Regions from separate parts of the Homo sapiens genome. Here region 1 is linked to region 2. A link is a contact called in ENCODE Hi-C or POLR2A ChIA-PET data. All regions are on one chromosome and are shown on one strand. The core of a region is the stretch at or near the end of the contact, and the rest is flanking DNA. Distances in the headings are between cores, read along the strand shown. Region 1 overlaps ARHGAP29-AS1 (ARHGAP29 antisense RNA 1). Region 2 overlaps ABCA4 (ATP binding cassette subfamily A member 4).

Region 1 (6,046 bases), core at 1,786-4,285, 250 kb after region 2:
ACACATATTATTCAATTCTTAATATTTTATGTAATGGCTAATGAGCGTTAAAAAGCAGCATTCTAGTGATGCTTCCAAGGACAACAGCTAACACTTCTTGAGCACTTATGTGAGCTGGGCACTATGCAAACTGCTTTCTATCCATAATGTTATCTGATTCTCATAACTCCTATGAAGTCCTGAAGTAGGCAGTCACTTATTGCTGTTCTACTACCCATTCCCCTTTCTTTTTTCTTAGTAGTGCCCAGATTTTCTTTGGGGACAAAGGGGATCTTCCATTCTTAGCAACATTGCTAAAGAAGGGCAGATAGTTCCAGAGGGAGTTACGCTCGTCAGTCACCCATCTCCTTTGTCTCAATAACTGACTGGTCAGAGCTGGGCACATGACATAGAGTGTTTCATCAGGAACTTGGGGGTTCTTGTTGGGAATGCTGGGACTCCCTCTTCCTCTGAGTTGTGTGTGGTATGAGCATAGGAGGCCTGGAACGGCTGCAGCAATGAGGGGAGCTGGCCTAAGGATGTGATGACCACACAGAAAAGGGCAGAGCTGAGAGAACATTAGAGGTGCTGAACTTGGAGCCCAAATAACATAGTGAACCTCTAAAACCAGCCAGCTGGGGCAGCACTACCTCCAAACTGCAGTTCCATGAGCCAATAAAGCTCCTTCTGAGAAAGCTATCGATTTTCTCTGAGATGCCATTTTCAAAATGGTAATGATAAAAAGAATTTTGCTTGCTTATTTTTAGAGTTAAATGAAATAATATTCAGCGGCAAATATTGATACTCTAAATACTTGTCGTTCTTGTAGATTGTGACAGTGTACCATCCTGAATACACTTTCATGGGATTGATTAGTATGTAGCTCTTTCTAACTTATGTACGTATACTTTAGAAAGTTTTATACTGCAGAAGTATAAAGAGGCAAAATTATTTTAAGTAACGTGCATTTAATTTTTTTCTATTACAATATTGTACCCATTATAGAAAATATAAATGGTCTACATAATTTATAGCTGTACTAAGTGTTTACGGTCTTTCTATAGAGATTGAGCATTGGGTCTTTGTTCAGCATCTAAATTCTTCATTATTTATTGTTCCATGGGAAATTGCCTTGGCTTTGACTATTTTCAACTTTTAACGATTGCAAGAGCATTAGACATTAGAGACGTGAGGATTACCTGTATTCAAGTGGTCTCTCAATTTCTCTCTTTTGGTTTCTCAGATTCTTTCCTTAGGTTTGGGTTTATAGCATTTTACACAAAACAAGATAGGTGTGATCCTTAAAAGTTGTTTTTGGTTTTGTTTTTGCCTGCAATATATTCATTAAAACACCAAAGAGAAATGAGATACATTTCTGTTCTTATGGTTAAGGACCTATAATGCTATTTGTCACAAAAATAGAAAGATGGAAAAGTAGAAGAGTAAATATATATATAACGAGTTCATTTACATGGTTTCACATGCTTAATCTTGCAAACCCAACTCATGACAATAAATTTATGAAAACAAAACATTAAAAAACTTAGAAAGTAATAATAAACTATAAACACAATGCTACTGAAGCTCAGCTACAACACCACATTCTCAGCTCTAGTTTGGATAGAACACAAGTGTTTTAAATTGCATTGGGTGGAGGCCCTGGCAGGAAGGAAGCATCGGATATTGCTGGAACATATCTTTGTTTGAGCAACAGCTAATGAGAAAGGTCACCATTATGCTTTGCTTTCAAACACTGGGTCTGTTTTGAAATTAGTACTGCACATTTCATCACAAATGCTGGTTTATAATCATCGAGGTACATAATCCTGCAGTATTAATGTTGTTTTCTCCTAAGTGGCAAGTAAAATCCAAAGCTTATGTTCTCACCACTGTTTTGATCAGTATGTCAGTAAAAGATAAAATGACTTTCTATTTATGGACTCTGGGATTCCTGATTATTTACAAAATTCCAATCTTGAATTTAGAGGAAATTCAGCCTTCTAATTTTTTTCCTTCAGTTTTAGTGTTACTTGTACTCTTGTTAAACTCATCGCTGGCATTTGAAATACAAGGCTTTTTGGAATTTGTTCCCTAAAATTTATTGCATTTGTTTAGTGGATTATGTGAGTGGCACAGAAATCCTAAGAAAGAGCTTAACTTTTCTCTGCAAAGTGTTTGCTGACAAATGCGATAAACTTTAGAAGACCACCTTCTAGGAAGGGCTGACATATCAAGGACAGTAAAAACAGTAGTACCAGACATTTCTGCCACAATTTTTTCGGTGGTGGGGGGGAACAGAAATCTATTAAATATCTCAGTTTATATTTTTGGTTCTCCCTGTTGGCTAGGCTGTTGTATTCCCATGTCCACAGCACGTTCCACTGTGGGAGCCTGGAGCTCTTAGAATAAACTTTGGGAAAGGCTGGGTCCACCCTCTGGGGATAAGGGAGCCAGAGGGAGGAAGGGGAGGGGGTAAAGGAAAAGGGAAGGGGGCGGCTGTCTTCCTGTGTTTGGATGACCTTTCCTTATGTTTATCTGGAGGGACTGGGCAGCCACGCTGTGTTTGGTGTCAGCCTGCCATGTTGTCACATGTGATCTCTTTCTTAGCTTTATGTGTAGAGAGGACCTTTGCCTCTACTGGGAGAACTAGATTTAACTCTGTGAATTATGAAAGAAAAAAAGTGTACCAGTCTGTTAGGCATTGGGGCCCAGAGATAGAAGTCTTATGAAACATGCACATATGCCAGTGTGCAGCAGATTCCCTAAGGGAAAGGCTTAGGCATCTCTTGGAGCTGTCTGAAGGCGGGCCCACCTGTACTTCTTCCTTCTTGCTGAGAGCTGGGCTGGAGGCTGTCTTGCTTCTCCTGAAGCCTCATCATTTAGTACAATGCCCTTCACTTGTGGATATTCCTTAACTATTTCTTGAATGCATGAGTGAATGGATGAATACATGAGCAGAGTCACAGAGAGGTGACTGGGCAACAGGCAGTGAGGTTCCTACAATACTTAATTGATTTGCCAGTCCCTGCTCTAAGAGCCCTAAGTAGCTCCACTTTAAAGAAACCAGTTTCAAGCCTCTCCGTCTCACATTCCTGGTGGGTGAATCACTTGTTTCTTATGGTTGGGTGAGAATAACACCTCTGGTTTCCACCTTTCTTTTTCATTTTAGTGCTGACCTCATCTGACCTGACCTTAGCTTGAATGTTATTTTCCCAGAGAAGCTATCCCTTAATCATCCTACTCTCCTCCGCCTGAATTAGATCCCCCCATATACCTCTTACTAATCTCTATTATCTTCATAGAATGTAATACAATTTTTAATTATATTCATGTGGGTGATAATCCATCCTATGTCTGATTTCTCCACTAGATTACAAACTTCTTGAAGATAGGGGACCATATTTATTTTCTCATCACTGTGTTCTTAGCACCTGGCATAATACCTGGCATATAGGTACTATGGCATATAGGCTTAATACCTGGCATATAGGTCCTCTATACACATAAGCACTCAGCAAGCCTGTGTTCAATTAATGAATGAGCAGATTAATGAATAAATTATATTTGGAAGGAGAATTCATACCAGGTTACTGAGCAGGGTTGGGGATAAAGATCAGAGTCCAAAAGCCCTATCCCAATCAGACCTTGGACACACTAACGAGTTTGAGATTCTGAAGAGGATGAAGTGCTTAGCAGACATAAGTGACATTGGGCATTTTACCTTTGGAAGCTAACTAGTAGTCTGGACTCCTGGGAGTACCAGAAACTTTCTCGTTTAACTCTACCCAAAGTAGCAACTTCTTCCACCTTCTCAGTAATAGCAGTATTCTTGGTTACCAGGTATCTGAACCACAGAAAGACTCTCGATGTTTTCCTCTTTTTCACATCACACAGCTTCACAATACCTCTTGTTAGTTTTTTCCTTTTCATTCCCATGAGGGCCTTTTGATCTAGTGAATTAGTCAGTTTCTTTCTCTTGCAAGTTCCAGACATGCAATTCCAATTAGCTTAAAAGCAAAAACGGGGAATCACGTTGTAGGGAAGTTGATAGGGACAACTGGCTTCAGACGTGTCTAGATCCAGCGGCTCAGATATTGCTCAGGACTCCACCTTTCTTGCCATCTCCCTGCTAAGTTTTTAAAATGAACACCTACAACTCCTGACTCACAATCTCCTCATAGCACCAGGAAGGACTCTGATTGCACCCATGTGACCGTTCCTGAATCTGTCACTGCAATGGGGAGGGAAGGAAGGCTCTGATTTCTTGACCTGGGCAATATGTTCAGCTTTCTGCCCCTTGTATGGTGGCCAGGGGGGATGAGGGTACAGTCATAGACAGAGCTCCTCAAGGAAAAGAGGAGTTGTGTTACCCAGATAAGCTGTGGAAGAGGTGCTGGATAATCAAAAACAATAGAATGCCTTTCTGCAACAGCCATCCTGATCCAGGTGCAGTGCTAGGCCCTTAACCTACATGCATCAGGATATACAAGGGAAATGAGGCTGCACTGTGGAATCAGATTGCTTTGGCCCAAATCCTAGCTCTTTCTCTTACTCTCTCTCTCTAATTTTGGATAAGTTAACCCCTCTAAGTCCAGTTTTCTCATGATAAAACAGTGATGTAAAATATTCAGTAGAATATTACTCAGCCTTAAAGAGGAAGGAAATTCAGCCTCTCAGCTCCTCCCATCAACAGATGGCCCAGTCTTTAGTGAGGCACCAGCTATGTCCCTGAAACACCATGATGAAAGTGAAGGCCAGAGTAAATGGATTTGGCCATACTGGGCACCTGGTCACCACGGCTGCTTTTAACTCTGGCAAAGTGGATATCATCACCATCAATGACCTCAACTACATGGTCTACCATGGAATCACATGGTTCCAGTATGATTCCACCCACAGCAAGTTCCACTGCACCATCAAGGCTGAAAATGGAAATCCCATCACCATCTTCCAGGAGGGAGATCCCACCAAAATCACACAGGGTGACGCTGGTGCTGATTATGTTATGGAGTCCACTGGCATCTTCACTACCATGGAGAAGGCTGGGGCTCACTTAGAGGGTGGAGCCAAAAGGGTCATTACCTCTGCCCCCTCTGCTGATGCCCCCACGTTCGTGATGGGCATGAGCCATAAGAAGTATAAAAACCTCAAGATCATCAGCAATGCCTCCTGCACCACCAGCTGCCTAACCTCCTGGCCAAGGTCATCCATAATAACTCTGGCATCATGAAGCGACTCAGCATCACAGTCCATGCCATCACTGCTACCCAGAAGACTCTCATGGCCCCTCTGGGAAACTGTGGTGTGATGGCCATGGGGCTCTCCATTACATCATCCCTGCATGTGTCTACTGGTGCTGCCAAGGCTGTGGGCAAGGTCATCCCCAAGCCGAACAGGAAGCTCAGTGGTGTGGCCTTCCATGTACCCACTGCCAATGTGTCAGTCATGGACCTGACCTGCTCTCTGGAGAAACCAGCCAAATATGATGACATCAAGGAGGTGGTGAAGCGGCATCGGAGGGGGCCATCGGGGGCATCGTGGGCCACACTGAGCACCAGGCTGTCTCCTCCAACTTTAACAGTGACACCCACTCTTCCACCTTCAACACTGGGGCTGGCATTGCCCTCAACGGCCTCTTTGTCAGGCTCGTTTCCGGGTATGACAATGAATTTGGCTACAGCAACAAAGTGATAACCTTTATGATCCACATGGCTTCCAAGAAGTAAGAGCCCCCAGACCACCAGCCCCAACAACAGCATGAGAGGAAGAGAGAAGCCTTTAGTTGCTGGGAAGTCCCTGCCACACAGTCCTCCACCACACTGAGAATCAACCTTCCTCATTGTTTCTACATCAGACACCCTGAAAAGGGAAGGACCTAGGGAGCCTGACCTTGTCAGATAACATTAATAAATTCCCGTGTACCCAGCCAAAAAAAAAGGAAGGAAATTCTGACATATGATATAACATGGATGAGCCTTGAGGACATTATGCTAAGTGAAATATGCTAGTCACAAAAGGACAAATACTGCATAATGCAACTTATGTGAAATGCCCAGAGAAGTGAACT
Region 2 (2,689 bases), core at 1-2,500:
CTCACTGCAAGTAGGACAAAGGACTTTAAACATAGGGGAAACCAAATAAGAGTCTGTATCTCTGCCTGTGCCCAGGCCTGGCACCCCTGAGCTGGGCTCTAGAGAAGTGTGCTGGGGGCAGAGGTGAGGAGAGGGGATGGGGCGGTCTCAGTTCCTGTGTCGCTTACTGGTGGAACAGGATGTTGTGCTGTGGACACATGCCAAGGCTCTGCCGGACTGCATCCAGGCTGGTTTCAATGTCCCTTCCCCCAACGAGCACAGTCCCAGAGGTTGGTGGCAACAGACCCGTCAGGATGGACCTGCAGAACACAGGCGTCAGTGGCAGAAGAGATGGCCTTTAGCAACATGCCTTAGGAGGGCCACCCCCACACCAGGTTCAGTGAGAACTCTCACAGATTCCTGCCTGGGGCTGTCAGTCAAACTCAAACCCCTATTAGCTGTGGGGCCCCCTTAGCACCAGTGTATACATCCAGGCCCTAATGCAGAGGGCCACCTCTGCCATCCTTCTCTGCTTCTACTTGTTTCATGGTGCTCCCAGGCCAACGCCGAGGGCCTTTGGGATTCCCAGCCTCAAAATGTTCACGTGCAGTCACAGGTGTCCCCAGCTCAGCCATCACGGAGCCTGGTGTTGGAGAGGATCAATAAAAGGTGTTCGGTGCATGACTCGAGGCGTTGCCTCCTGGGTGAGCAGTCATGGCTATTGAAAAGCCAGGTGTCATCATCATAAAGCCCGGGTAAGGTCTTGATGAAGGCCAGAACCCTAAGCAGTCCTAGGCATTTGCTGATTAATTGATCGAAGCCAGGCATGGGAATTACCACCACCAATATTAGCTTTGGATCCAAAACATAAAAAGCCTCAGAGCAATGGTGGGCTTTTTTTTTTTTTTTTTTTAAATGGGAACTATGACTCCCATGTCCTTAGGTTGTTGTAAGGCTTAAATGAGTTAATACACTTACAACATTAGAACAGCGCCAGCATAAAGTAAAACTCAAAAATATTATTACTGTTAGTATTAAACATTGTTTTAACCCCTGGGGGAAGTTGCATGTCAGCAGCCGATGAAGTAATGTGTTTGCCTTTGCGGAGCCCTGGGGTCCTGGAATTTGCTTCCAGCTCTCTGACCATATCAGTTAGCATGGAGAGAAAGCAGATGGATGCAGGGCCGCCACACCCAGCTCTGTCCCTGAGTTCTGATACCATCTCAGGCTATCTGAACTTGTCCTGATGGAGAAGCCGAAATCTCCGCGATCAACCACTAGAGGGAAACAGAACCAATTAGAATGGCACCGGCCCCACATTCCATTCACACTGAACCGCCCTAGAGAACATTCCATCACAGGGTGTACACGCTGTTGTTCCTTCCTGGGGCTCTCCAAAGGACTTGAAGACTGTGTCACGTGGGTTCGCTGCCCCCTGCGAGGTCCGTGTCTGCTGCTCCTTGGGAAACCATGGCGGGCCGTGTTCTCCTCTCAGCAGATGGCGCTCGGGTCCCTTGGAGGAGAGTGGGGCGCCTGCGGAGCTGAGAGATCCGCGCAGAGCCCCTTTGCCTTCCCTGCCCTGACCTTCTGTTACCAGGCGGTTACTCCACAAGCCCCTCTAGAGACTGATTCTTTTTTCACTTTCTCCAGAACGACCACTAACCCTCATCAGCTGATGTTGAAGCCTGCCTAATGATTGGTAGGAAAAGGAATGTTCCTTGAAAATAGCAGGACTCGGCCTGGTGCGGTCGCTCACGCCTGTAATCCCAGCACTTTGGGAAGCTGAGGCGGGCAGATCACCTGAGGTCAGGAGTTCGAGACCAGCCTGGCCAACATGGTGAAACCCTGTCTGTACTAAAAAAAAAAAAAAAAAAAAAAAATACAAAAATTAGCTGGGCATGGTGGTATGCACCTGTAGTCCCACCTACTTGGGAGGCTGAGGTGGGAGAATCGCTTGATCCTGGGAGGCGGAGGTTGCAGTGAGCCAAGATCGCACCACTGCCCTCCAGCATGGGTAATGGTTACTATCTCAAAAAAAAAAAAAAAAAAAAAGAAAAGAAAAGAGAAAGGAAATAGGAGGACTCTATAGCTTCCATGCACATGATGACAGTGGCCATGACTTGATCACCACCATGGACTGTTGAGATGGGGGGAAAGACTCAAGGTGTGAGAAACAAGAGGCAACTGTGGTGCCTGGCTTTTGCCCCCGCTGAGCCATGACAACTTGGTGGCTTCAGGAAAGTCACTTCAACTCTCTGAATGAATGTCCACTTCCCCGGCACACAAAAGGGGCAATAAACGTATTCTACCTCCCCATCAAGAGAATACATATTAGTGATCTTTGAATACTGCAGAAAGCTTTTACACATTTTTGGGGCCGCAAATATTTGTCACTAAAATTTGTGGGAAAGAGTAGACAGCCGCTGATAGGGAAAGACTAAGCCAGGAAATGACAGGCTAGCATGGCAGCCAGCTTCTCTGCTGGAAGACTCACAAGGTGGTGGTTTTCCCAGCTCCATTGTGGCCCAGGAATGCGGTGATCTGGTTCTCGTAGAAGGTGATGTTCAGACGGTCCACAGCTGGCCGGCCACAGGGCTCAAAAATCTTTACCAGATTCTTCACGCATACCCCAGGAACCCACCCTGGATGCTCACGTTCAAAGAAGGAGTCTTGGAGGAAAAAAAATGAACATGATGTAAACATAATGCCT

Evidence for each region. Hi-C counts contacts between places; a loop is a spot of excess contacts on that map. ChIA-PET counts read pairs that join two places held with the same protein, here RNA polymerase II (POLR2A). Pooled maps may share reads with other maps.
Region 1: a loop to region 2 is called in a pooled map, with 8 times the contacts of the local background. The contact joins two enhancer-like sites. A Hi-C loop is called at or near these places in 6 of 50 pooled maps. POLR2A ChIA-PET finds 5 or more read pairs at or near these places in 3 of 52 experiments (BJ, H1 and HCT116).

Annotation. Positions count from the first base shown.
Region 1 is chr1:94,297,321-94,303,366 of GRCh38, forward strand. All of the region lies in intron 2 of ARHGAP29-AS1 (ARHGAP29 antisense RNA 1), which reads left to right. It also overlaps a transcript of ARHGAP29 not described here and the pseudogene GAPDHP29. Among named protein-coding and RNA genes, the nearest start is that of ARHGAP29-AS1, 52 kb to the left of the region's middle. Within about 2 kb of position 3,036, at least 9 of the 41 ENCODE cell types and tissues checked have a DNase peak (open chromatin) inside an H3K27ac peak, as active enhancers do; they include HCT116, where a contact is called at or near this core.
Region 2 is chr1:94,044,446-94,047,134 of GRCh38, forward strand. It overlaps ABCA4 (ATP binding cassette subfamily A member 4), which reads right to left. Exons shown (of 50, transcript NM_000350.3): 19 at 2,474-2,648; 20 at 168-299. Among named protein-coding and RNA genes, the nearest start is that of ABCA4, 75 kb to the right of the region's middle. RefSeq lists an enhancer at 1-413. Within about 2 kb of position 1,251, at least 28 of the 41 ENCODE cell types and tissues checked have a DNase peak (open chromatin) inside an H3K27ac peak, as active enhancers do; they include HCT116, where a contact is called at or near this core.